Linked DNA regions of Homo sapiens: region 2 is linked to region 1. Evidence: chromatin contacts called from ENCODE Hi-C or POLR2A ChIA-PET data. All regions are on one chromosome and are shown on one strand. Each heading gives the region's core, a stretch centred on a gene start or an enhancer-like site at or near the end of the contact. The rest is flanking DNA. Distances are from core to core; before and after follow the strand shown. Region 1 has its middle 21 kb from the start of IFNGR2. Region 2 holds the start of DONSON (DNA replication fork stabilization factor DONSON).

Region 1 (5,962 bases), core at 471-2,970:
CTTAGCTAAGTGTGAAAGTAACAGTAAGCGCCGCGAACATCAAGGAAACTCAGGAAACTCTTCCTCGAAGCCTTTTGATGACATTCAGCGCTGCATAAAAATCACAGATTCCTCTCAGCTCATATGCACAGGATGCCCAGAAATAAGACTCTGTGGAATGGATTTTCTTGGTACATTCTAAGGTTCATAGAAGAATAATTAGAAGTTCTCGATCAGTTATTTAAAGGGAAGAGAGCCTTTTACTGAGGTCCAGGGTGGTCTAGGTGCACCCTGTTTCTTTCTGGAAACAAATACATAGAAACAGCTCAACTGACTTCTCATTAATAACTGTTTATAGAGAATTGATGAGGCAGCCGGGCACGGTGGCTCACACTTGAAATCCCAGCACTTTGGGAGGCCAAAGTGGGAGGATCACTTGAGATCAGGGGTTTGAGATCAGGCTGGACAATATGGTGAAACCCTGTCTCTACTAAAAATACAAAAATTAGCCAGGTGTGGTGGCGCATGCTTGTAGTCACAACTACTTGAGAGGCTGAGGCAGGAGAATCACTTGAACCCAGGAGGCGGAGGTTGCAGTGAGCCAAGATTGCACCATTGCACTCCAGCCTGGGTGACAAGAGTGAAACTAGGTCTCAAAAACAAACAAACAAACCAACCAACAAACAAAAAACCCAAAAAACAAAACTAGGATGATAGGCTGGGCGTGATGGCTCAAGCCTGTAATCCCAGCACTTTGAGAAGCCGAGGAAGGAGGATTGCTTGAGGCCAGGAGTTTGAGACCAGTCTGGGCAATGTAGTAAGACCTCCCTCTCTAAAAAAAAAAAAAAAAAAAAAAAAAAAAAAAAAAAAAAAATTTAGCCATGCATGGTGGTGCACACCTGCAGTCCCAGCTACTCAGAAGGCTGAAGCATGTGAATCGCTTGAGCCCAGGAGGTGGAGGTTGCAGTGAGCCGAGATCATGCCACTGCACTCCAGCCGGGGTGACAGAGCAAGACTCTGTCTCGAAGAAAAAGAAAAAAAAATTGATGCTGAGTAAAAAAAGCCAGTCGCAAAGGACTACATATTGTATGGTTCCATTACTATGAATTGTTCAGTAAAGGCAAATCCATAGAGACAAAAGGTACATTGGTGGTTGTCAGAGGCTGGGGGCGGGGGTGAGGGAGTAGGGTGTGGCTGCTTGATGGGGACACAGTTTCCTTTTGGGGAAGTGAAAATATTTTGGAACGAGATACAGGTGGTGCTTGCACAACAGTGTGAATGTACCAAATGCCTCTGAATCGTACACTTTAAAATGGTTAATTTATGTTATGTGAATTTTACCTCAATCACTGAAAGAAAAAAAAACGCCAAAATGACATCCGGCCCTGCCCCCTTGCTCAATTCCGTGTCCTTCCCTTCATGGATTTGTTACTCGCTTGTCTTGCAGGCGAGGACAAGTCACGACTGCTGTTCAGTTTGCTGATCTCTGAAATGGCAACCCTGATGCTTGTAGACGGGTTAACCCCCTAGCAGGACACAGTGAGGGTTGGTTTCCTGTGTCCTCCTCGCAGTCTGGGTCACGTGGCGCTTCCTGTGGCTCACTGCCTCTGACTTTTCAATCAACTTTGTGGCTAAAGCACCATGCACTGTGCTTTGCATGGTCCGGACTGTCTGGTTTGTCAGCGACTCAGGGGCTTTTCCAGATGCGGGACTTTCAGTGCTGAAACTGGGAAAGCCCAGGGTAAACCAGGATGAGTCAGCGGCCCTGCCTCGTGCTCTGGATAAGTAAGGTGTGCAGAGGTCAAGGCTACAGCTCTCTCCCCAGAGGGGATCTTCCCTCACTTTCAGCACAGTCAGAGGAGGGGGCTCCCGTGTGCCAGGGGAGGAGGCTGGATCTGAAGGTGGGTGGAGCCGGGACAGTACTAGATTAGGGGCTGCCAGCAGTTTCTCCTTTTGTTTCGTTTGCTAGTTTTTGAGACAGCATCTTGCTCTGTTATCCAGGCTGGAGTGCAGTGGCACCATCACCGCTCACTGCAGCCTCAACCTTCCAGGCTTAAGTGATCCTCCCACCTCAGCCTCCTGACTAGCTGAGACTACAGGCACGCACCACCATGCCCAGCTAATCTTTTTGTATTTTTTTGGAAAGATAGGTTTGCCCAGGGTGGTCTCAAACTCCTGGGCTCAAGCGATCCGCCTGCCTCAGCCTCCCATAGTGCTGGGAATACAGGCATGAGCCATCACAGCTCGGCCTGATTTCTCCTTTTGGAGTGAAAACTGGAATTTTCTTTGAGGTCCTTTTTGAAGTCAAGGGCTAACGTCATGAGTGGCCTGTTAGGTGACATAGATGACCAACAACCAGTGATGACCAACAACCAGTGATGACCAACAACCTGAAAATGATGCTGATGGTGGTGGTGGGAGCTTGGCAGGATGGTTTTGGCTGGATAAGGGCCTGGGCTTAGTAGCATTTGTGGGTGAAATTAGGGCATGCCTCAACTTGGGTTATGTAAAGGGATCAGCAAATCTACCGAGATGCCACGGAGACTCTGAGAAGAGCGACTGGGCCTCTCTGCTCTTTCCTTCTTCCCTTCTTTTCTTTTCCTTTCTTTTCTTTTCCTTTCTTCTTTTTCTGTTCTTTACTTTTCTTTTTCCTTCCTTCCTTCCTTCCTTCCTCCCTCCCTTTCTTCTTTTCTTTCTTTCTTTTTTTTTTTTGAGACAGGGTCTCTGCCGCCCAGGCAGGAGTGTAGTAGCACAATCTCGGCTCACTGCAACCTCCACCTCCCAGGTTCAAGCAATTCTCCTGCCTCAGCCTCCCGAGTAGCTGGGATTACAGGTGCCCGCCACCATGCTCGGCTAATTTTTTTGTATTTTTAGTAGAGACAGAGTTTCACCATGTTGGGCAGGCTGGTCTTGAACTCCTGACCTCAGGTGATCCACTCACCTCAGCCTCCCAAAGTGCTGGGATTACAGACATGAGCCACCACACCTGGCCTCTGCTCTTTCTTTGAAGTTCAATGTCACTGGAGGACATCTGATGGATTGAGGGGTGAGGAGAGCTTGGCTGAGGCTGATATAGGAAAGAACAGTAGGGGCCCAGGATCCCCCCAAGGCTGGATGTCTGGAGGGGTAGGACCAAGGGGAGCCTGAACAGTGGACCTGGAGCAGAAGTCACTTGGGAAGACCGTCATCTGGGGCAACCTGTGAGGGACATAGCCCTGCCAATGCGTGATGAGGTGCCTTCCAGAAAGTGGCTGCTTGTGATTCGAAAGTGGGCCCCTAGACTGGGAGTGGTGGCTCACGCCTGTAATCCCAGCACCCAGCAGTTTGGGAGGTCGAGGGCAGTGGATCACTTGAGCCCAGGAGTTTGAGACCAGCCTGGGCAATGTGGAAACCCCCATCTTTACAAAAAAAAAAAAGAAAAAAAAATTAGCTGGATGTGGTGGCTCATGCCTGTAGTCCCAGCTACTCAGGAGGCTAAAGTGGGAGGATTGCTTGAGCCCAGGAGGGTGAGGCTGCAGTGAGCTGTGATTGTGCCACTGCACTCCAGCCTGGGCGACAGAGTGAGACCATGTTAAAAAAAAAGACAAAAGAAAAAGAAAGTGGGCCCCTAAAACACTGCTCATAATCGCCCCCAAAAGTGTCAACAAGCCAAATGTCCATCAACTTATAACTAGATACATAGCATACGATGTATCCAAATGGTGGAAATTATTTGGCAATAAAGAAAAGAAGCACTGATACACGCTTCGACATGGACCAACCTCAAAAATGTGATGCTGAGTGAAAAAAGCCAGTCATAAAGGTCATGTATTGTATGATCCTCTTTATGTAAAATTTCCAAAATGGGTGCATTCATAGAGACAGAAAGTACATTAATGGATGCCAGGGGCTGGCAGGAGGGGAGACGAGGAGTGACTTTTAACGGGTACGGGACATCCAGCTCACAGATGCTCTGCATAATTAGAGGTCACACATTCCTCCAGCATCCTCCGGGGTCTTGCCATTTAATCTCTGTGGCCCCATCATCCATGGGTTTTGTTTATGCTTTAAGACCAGCTCTGTGTGGAGGAGTCTCTGAAGCATGGGGGCAAGGCAGGAAGAAATCGGGCCAACCCAGCCAGAGGGAGGACCAACCCCGAAGTGTCCCCTTTGACCAAATGTGGATTTCCGGGAGCACAGACCTGGCTGCTGCCCCAGGCGTTGGCTTCCTGTCTTGCCAAGCCTCTGCCATCCTGTTGTGTGAGTCAGAGCGAGTCACAGCGGAGGGCGTGGGAGGCCTGAAGATAGCCCAGCCAGTGTTCTCAGCTCGGCTGCATGTTAGAGACACCACGCATGTTTAAAGACTAGTGTGGTGGAGAGTAAAACTTTCTACTCTCTGAAGGTTTGATAATTGAGTCTATGAAGTAAACTGACAGTGGACAGATGACAGTCTCTCCACTAAAACCATTTTAATTATGTGTATACGCATGGAAGTCCCACCAAATCTGAGGCTCAAAAAGTCCAGATGATTGAGGTTTATACAGTATTCTGTTTGGGTTTTTTGTTTTGTTTTGTTTCAGAATCTTGCTCTGTCACCCAGGGTGGAGTGTGGTGGTGTGATCTCGGCTCCTCACTGCAACCCGTGACTCCCAGGTTCAAGTGATTCTCCTGTCTCAGCCTCCTGAGTAGCTGGGATTACAGGCATGTGCCACTACACCTGGCTAATTGTTTTTTGTATTTTTAGTAGAGACAGGGTTTCACCATATTTGCCAGGCTGGTCTCAAACTCCTGACCTCAAGTGATCCAGCTGCCTCTGCCCCACAAAGTGCTGGGATTACAGGTGTGACCACCATGTCAGGCCTTATACAGCATTCTGCTCTACAGAAAGGAGTAGAGGCTTGAGGCTTCCGGGGATTAAGCAACAGCAAGTCATGGCAGGGAAAGGGAAGTAAGTGCTTGGTGAGCAATCCCTGTCCTGCTCTGCAGAGAAACAGTCTCTGAGCTAATAGAGGTATTAAAAAAAAATAGAGATATCCCAGGCCTTCTGCCTGATACAATTTACCGATGTAGATTTCCTTTGTAGATATAAATTTTCTTTACAAAAGGACAGCTTTTCAGCTGTTCCTGTGCCTGTAGTTTCTCAAAATAACCAGCTCAAAATATGCCAAGGAAGTATATTTTGGCATGTTCTGATCTCCTATGGCCATATTTTGGGTGGTTTGTCCTGAGCCGAGGCAGGTGGATCACCCGAGGTCAGGAGTTTGACACCAGCCTGGCCAACGTGGTGAAACCCCGTTTCTACTAAAAATACAAACAATTAGTTGGGTGTGGTCGTGCCTGCCTGTAATCCCACCTACTCGGGAGGCTGAGGTAGGAGAATCACTTGAACCCGGGAGGCAGGATAATTGCTTGAACCCAGGAGGCAGAGGTTGCAGTGAGCCGAGATCACGCCATTTGCACTCTAGCCTGGGCGACAGCGTGAGACTCCATCTCAAAAAAAAAAAAAAAAAGTAACATATCAATTACATGTTAACAGAAACCACATATTTTTCATGAAAAATATATTTTCCAAAACAAAAAAGTATTCTTTGATAAAATTGCTCAAAAAAAAGAAAGAAAAAGAAAGTGGGCCCCTAAAACACTGCTCATAATCGCCCCCAAAAGTGGCAACAAGCCAAATGTCCATCAACTTATAACTAGATACAAAGCACGCGACATATCCAAATGGTGGAAATTATTTGGCAATAAAGAAAAGAAGCACTGATACACGCTTCGACATGGACCAACCTCAAAAATGTGATGCTGAGTGAAAGAAGCCAGTCACAAAGGTCATGTATTGTATGATCCTCTTTATGTAAAATTTCCAAAATGGGCGTATTCATAGAGACAGAAAGTACATTAATGGATGCCAGGGGCTGGCAGGAGGGGAGACGGGGAGTGACTTTTAACGGGTACGGGACATCCAGCTCACAGATGCTCTGCTTAATTTGGAGGTCACACATTC
Region 2 (5,802 bases), core at 2,711-5,210, 210 kb before region 1:
CATTCTGGGCCATAAATAATTCAGAAGTACGGGCAATTACATAGAATCTTGATCTTAGTATTATAATTTCAATTAAATTAGCAAGATAGATTTTTTCTTTGATTTTTACATCATTTTCTGATTCTCTTAGTGACATACGATCAGCCCCCTGTATCTGAGGGTTCCACATCCAGGGATTCAACCAATCAAGGATCAAAAATATTTGGAGGCTGGGGGCAGTGGCTCATGCCTGTAATCCCAGCACTTTGGGAGGCTGAGGCAGGAGGATGGCTTCATCTCAGGAGTTTGAGACCAGCCCGGGCAACATAGGGAGACCCTGTCTATACAAAAATAAAAATAAATTAACCTGGTGTGGCGGTGAATTGCTGTGGTCCCAGCTACTTGGGAGGCTGAGGATCACTAGAGCCTGAGAGGTTGAGGCTGCAGTGAGCCATGATCATGCCACTGCACTCTAGCCTGGGCCACAGAGGGGGCCCCTGTCTCAAAAAAAAAAAAAAAAAGCTCTGAAAAAGTAATAATACGACAATAAAAAAAACAAAAAAAATAGCATAACCACTATCTACATAGTATTTACATTGCATTAGGTATTATAAGTAATATAGAGATGACTTAATGTATAATGGAGATGTGCCTCGGTTATATGCAAATACTAGGCCATTTTTTTTTTCTTTCTTTTTTTTTTTCTTTTGAGACAGGGTATTGCTCTGTTGCCCTGGCTGGAGTGCAGTGCTCATTCCAGCTCACTGTAACCTCAAACCCATGTGCTCAAGGGATCCTCCTGCCTCAGCCTCCCCAGTAGCTGGGGCAACAGGCACATGCCACCATGCCTGGCTAATTTTTAATTTTTTTGTAGAGAGCCTTGTTTCCCAAGCTGCTGCACTATTTTCTATAAGGGACTTGAGTATCTGGAGATTTTGGTCTTCATGGGGGTCCTGGAACCAATCCCTCATGGATGCGTGAGGGATGACTGTATATCATACACACATAAAGTTTACTGGCTTCTGCAAACAAATTTTGAGCCCATTAACCAACCAGCCTGGTCAACGAATGTACATCTAAAGTAAGATATATACGTGCTAAAATTGTTTTTAACTAAAAATGCCATATGTAGTGTAGAAATGAAAACTAGACACTATTTCATTCGCATCCATTGAGATAATAGTGGTGAGCACTTAGGATAAGCACCAGGCTTGACTTGCTGCTCTTGTCACTTGTCCTTGGAAATTTAGGCTCTATTACACCACCAACTCTCAAATCATTTCCCTGTTGTAGAGCTAAACTTGACGTCCTACAGAATTTCTCTAACTTAACATGTTGAGTCTCTGAGAGTGCAAAACTTGAAACAAGAGAAAGTGGCCTGCCTGGCATCCTCTGCTTATTGAATGGTTTTATTTAATTCTCCTTTACATTGCCACCTTAACAATCCTTCCAGCTACGTATCTTAAAGGATGTGATGGAGAAGTTATCAACTGGTGTTTTCAGGTACGCTAAAGTAACCAAATCATTGTTCTTGTTTGTTTTTCTATTTTCAGGGAGCTAAGGCAGGCAGTCCCACTTTTGTTTTAGCTCTCGCCATGTACCTGTTGCCTCCATATTTTATTATTAGGTTGGTGCAAACATAATTGTGGTTTTTGCCATTGAAAGTAATGGCAAAAACTGCATTTACTTTTGCACTGATCTTATATTTCGTTTAAATAGCTGCTCTTTAATATTTATCAAAGTGTATCTGGTGGTACACCAGTAGGTACTCGCAGAGATAGAAGTGGCTTGTGAGTTTTCCTCACTCCATTATGTAGTGTACCTCACCCTTTGCTTTTCCTCATCACCCCTCCCAAAGCAACTTGAAGTAACCAATAGCTTGAAGGAGAGAAAACCATGGTATATTTGTTTAAAGTTGAATATGTTTATCAGTTATAAAAGAGGGAGTAGGCCAGGCGTGGTGGCTCACGCCTGTAATCCCAGCACTTTGGGAGGCTGAAGTGGGTGAATCACCTGAGATCAGGAGTTCGAGACCAGCCTGGCCAACATGGCAAAACACTGTCTCTACTAAAAAATAGAAAAATTCGCTGAGCGTGGTGGCGAACGCCCATAATCCCAGCTACTGGGAGGCTGGGGCAGGAGAATTGCTTGAACCTGGGAGGTGAAGGTTGCAGTGAGCCGAGATCACACCATTGCACTCCAGCCTGGGCAACAAGAGAAACTCCGTCTCAGAAAAAAAGAGGGAGTAAATAAAGTAGATAATTTTTTTCCTTCAAAACTTAACCACTTTTAACATTGGAAACACTAATGGACGAATTTGTTTGAATTACTTAAAGTAATAGATTTGAGGCCGGGTGCAGTGGCTCATGCCTGTAATCCCAGCACTTTGGGAGGCTAAGGTGGGTGGATCACTTGAGGCTAGGAGTTCAAGACCAGCCTGGCCAACATGGTGAAACCCATCTCTACTAAAAATACAAAAATTAGCCAGGCTTGATGGTGCATGCCTGTAATCCCAGCTACTCAGGAGGCTGAAGTATGAGAATTGCTTGAACCCGGGAGCCGGAGGTTGCAGTGAGCTGAGATCGTGCCACTGCACTCCAGCCTGGATGAGAGAGCCAGACTCTGTCTCAAAAAATTAATTAATACACTAATAGATTTGAGCACTAGCATTTGTCATATACCACCCTGTTTGTTCTACTTATCTTTAACTAGACCTGACATTTCTAATTTCATTCCTTCTCAGACCTCAGTTGGATGAACCCATTCCACTGTATGAGGCAAAAGTTTCCATGGAAGCTGTTCAGAAAAATCAAGGAAGAAAAAAGCAAGTTGTTCAATTTTAATTTTCTTCTTTCTCAGACCTCAGTCGGATGAACATATTCCAGTATTTGAAGCCAGAATTTTCTTTGGAAATTGTTGAGAAAAACCAAGGAAGATAAAACAAGTTGCATTTTTAAGCACGTTTCTCTGCTAAGACAAGATGCTCAGTTGACACATTTGAAAAGTGTTTGAAAAATTCTTGTGCAAATGATCAAGATAATTCTATAATTAACATCTTAAGGGAATTTTTCTAAAAACCTTTTCATTGTTTCTATATATTTTGCCCCTGCTATAAAATTCCTTCCATGAAGAAAACTGCTGCTTTCAGCAAAAGTCACACTACTCTTGATAAAAGCTGTTGCAGGCCTTTGCTAAGCTATCAAAGTAACGTATTAATTTTGTATCAACTCCGTTCTCAACACCTTCCTTAAGTCTTTGCTGTCATAATTTAAGCATTTGAGTATATTTTGAAGTCTTAAAAGACTTAGCCCATAGGCACTTAAATTTTGTGTTTTCAACTATTCATTCACTCCGGCTTTCCCCAGGATCAAAGAAGATCCCATTAACTTGCCAGTGGCAGCTGCCTGGAAGTCTGAGATGACCAGGCACTGGGAACGGGGAAGGGAGGGATGTCGGTAGGCTGCGCTGGCATAGGAAGCGTGCTGACGTCTTATCTGAGTTCTCTGGGGGTTGAGGAAGGTGGCCTAGTCCCCTCTCCTCGCCTCTTGAGAGCAGTAGCCACTGCCCTCTCTTAAGTTTATGGAAGCAGCAGCCCATCGCCGCAGCTCAAGTTTGTTTCCTTTTCATCCAGGCGCCAAACCCCGGGCTGATCACATCCCTGCTGCGGGCTTAAATAGAGTTAAGCTATTTCGGTGCCCCACAGGGTAGTGCACATCAGCGCCCTGGATCGCATACTTTCCAGAAGCGTCGCTGAACCTGGCGACTGGACTCTGGCCGAGGACCTGGCAGAAGCGCCAGGGCAGGGTCACCGCTGGGACAGTGGGCGTTGACGGCCACCCGGGATCGCCGCTGCGGGCTGCGTCTCGCGGGCTGCCCACTGCGCATGCTCCGCTCGGAACCGGCGGGGGCGGAGGCGGGGCCGCGTCGGGGGCGGGAGCTCGGCGAGGCGCCACGTCAGGGGCGGGCCCGGCGCGCGCGGGAAGTCTCTGTAGGGCGGCCGGCTACCCTCAGCCGCCGCGCGTCATGGCCCTTTCGGTGCCCGGCTACTCACCGGGCTTCCGAAAGCCGCCCGAGGTAGTGCGGCTCCGACGGAAAAGGGCCCGGAGCCGTGGAGCTGCCGCCTCCCCGCCCCGTGAGCTGACGGAGCCGGCGGCCCGCCGAGCCGCCCTGGTGGCGGGGCTGCCTCTTCGCCCTTTCCCTGCTGCGGGGGGCAGAGGCGGTGGCAGCGGCGGCGGCCCGGCCGCTGCTCGGAGGAACCCCTTCGCCCGCCTGGACAACCGACCGCGGGTCGCCGCGGAGCCCCCCGACGGGCCGGCCCGCGAGCAGCCGGAGGCCCCGGTCCCGGTGAGTGTCTTGTAGCCTGGCCGCCAAGGGGCTCTTGTCTTTCGTGGGTTGAGCCAGCTGTGAATGGGGGATGGAAAGTCCTCGCGTTCGAGGCAAGGAAATGGGCGCGAAGACTTCGGCCGCCCGTGGCCTTAGGGTACCCCGCCCTGGGAGCCGCGATTCTGGCAAGGCCGGGTTTGTGGGAAGAGCGCTCCCCTGGCTACCCCGCTGCGGGCTGTGCTCACGGGACGCGTTCCCGAGGAAAGTGAGGGGGCCCCAGAGGGCAGCGAGGAGCCCCTTGGAGAGGACTTAGAGGTGACTTGGAAAAGAGCTCGAAAAACCCTGAGAGCCCCCATCTTGCAAGGACGCTGTTCGATGGGGCAGGTGACAAGCCCTGCTTCCCCCGTGATTTAGGGCCTCCCTTCTCTCACGCACTCCAAATTATTCTGGAGATGGGGGAATGTCGAGGATTCGTGGGGTCAGAATTCACTAGCATCTGTCTTACCCAAAGCCTTTTGGATCTTTCGGTTTGAAACGCCGGTCCCTGTTCCCCTCAATTTTGATACTAAAGTTCAGACACAAAACTGAAGTGTTGAAACTCATAGATTGGATGGGGTGCCTCTGAATTTAGGTGTACTTGCGTTTATTGAGAAACATGTATGCCAGGTGAGGCTCTGTACATATTTAACGCAAACTTCAGCATCCTTTAAATTTTAAAGGAGAATATATTTAACCTCAGTTTTTAGATTCTAATCAAGAAAATGATTTGCTATGGGAAGAGAAGTTTCCTGAAAGAACAACTGTTACTGAATTACCTCAGGTAATACTTTTTAAATATCATTAGAATGTGTATTTGTATAAACTTTTTTTTCATAGGATTTGAGCCTATTTTTAAAAATACATTTATACTTCTCAGAAGCATTTTGCTTGGAAAGTAGTTTTACAGAGAGGCTTGATCATCTCAACCAGGGATGAAAATACCGCATCAGCCAAGGTAAAGGAGTTGGTTTGATACAGTAATGATGACTGTAAAGATAGCCAGCGCTAAAATAGGCCTGATAGACGTGGGGGTTTTCTTTTACTCTCTAACAGTTTTTACCACTCTTCTTTGGGCAGTTGACTTCTCCAGTTCATCACTCAGAGCCAGCCCTCCTGGCCCACCTCCACAGGTTGTGGCATAGCACTGAACCTCGTTGCTCCTCTCCCCTAACACACACACGTTTCCATTCCCCAACTACTACCATTGTGCTGTGTAGTTTGATAAATGCGGTTTGTCCTAATGGGAACAGGCTAGAAGAGTTCTCCAAGACCCAGTTTCTCTTGTAAATAAGTGACCTTCTTATGGTCTATCCAAGATAGTTCCCCCTTCTCTGATATTTTATTGTGATATAAAAGAATGCTTGGCCGGGCACAGTGGCTCATGTCTGTAATCCCAACACTTTGAGAGGCTGAAGCAGGCGGATCACACCTGAGGTCAGGAGTTCGCGAACAGCCTGGCCA

Evidence for each region. A loop is a pair of places that touch in the nucleus more often than their neighbours do. ChIA-PET counts read pairs that join two places held with the same protein, here RNA polymerase II (POLR2A). Pooled maps may share reads with other maps.
Region 2: a pooled map shows a loop between it and region 1 (4-fold over the local background). The contact joins the promoter of DONSON here to the enhancer-like site in region 1. A Hi-C loop is called at or near these places in 7 of 50 pooled maps. POLR2A ChIA-PET finds 5 or more read pairs at or near these places in 2 of 52 experiments (CD8-positive, alpha-beta T cell and activated CD4-positive, alpha-beta memory T cell).

Annotation. Positions count from the first base shown.
Region 1 is chr21:33,378,974-33,384,935 of GRCh38, reverse strand. No RefSeq gene overlaps it. Among named protein-coding and RNA genes, the nearest start is that of IFNGR2, 21 kb to the left of the region's middle. RefSeq lists enhancers at 1,459-1,753, 1,571-1,930, 4,373-4,532, 3,695-4,894. Within about 2 kb of position 1,720, at least 37 of the 41 ENCODE cell types and tissues checked have a DNase peak (open chromatin) inside an H3K27ac peak, as active enhancers do; they include CD8-positive, alpha-beta T cell, where a contact is called at or near this core.
Region 2 is chr21:33,586,842-33,592,643 of GRCh38, reverse strand. DONSON (DNA replication fork stabilization factor DONSON) reads left to right here and starts at 3,960. Exons shown (of 10, transcript NM_017613.4): 1 at 3,960-4,323; 2 at 5,042-5,122. The coding sequence starts at 4,003. CRYZL1 (crystallin zeta like 1) reads left to right here. Exons shown (of 13, transcript NM_145858.3): 12 at 1,437-1,482; 13 at 2,723-3,303. The coding sequence ends at 2,822. RefSeq lists an enhancer at 3,772-4,271 and a silencer at 3,730-4,419.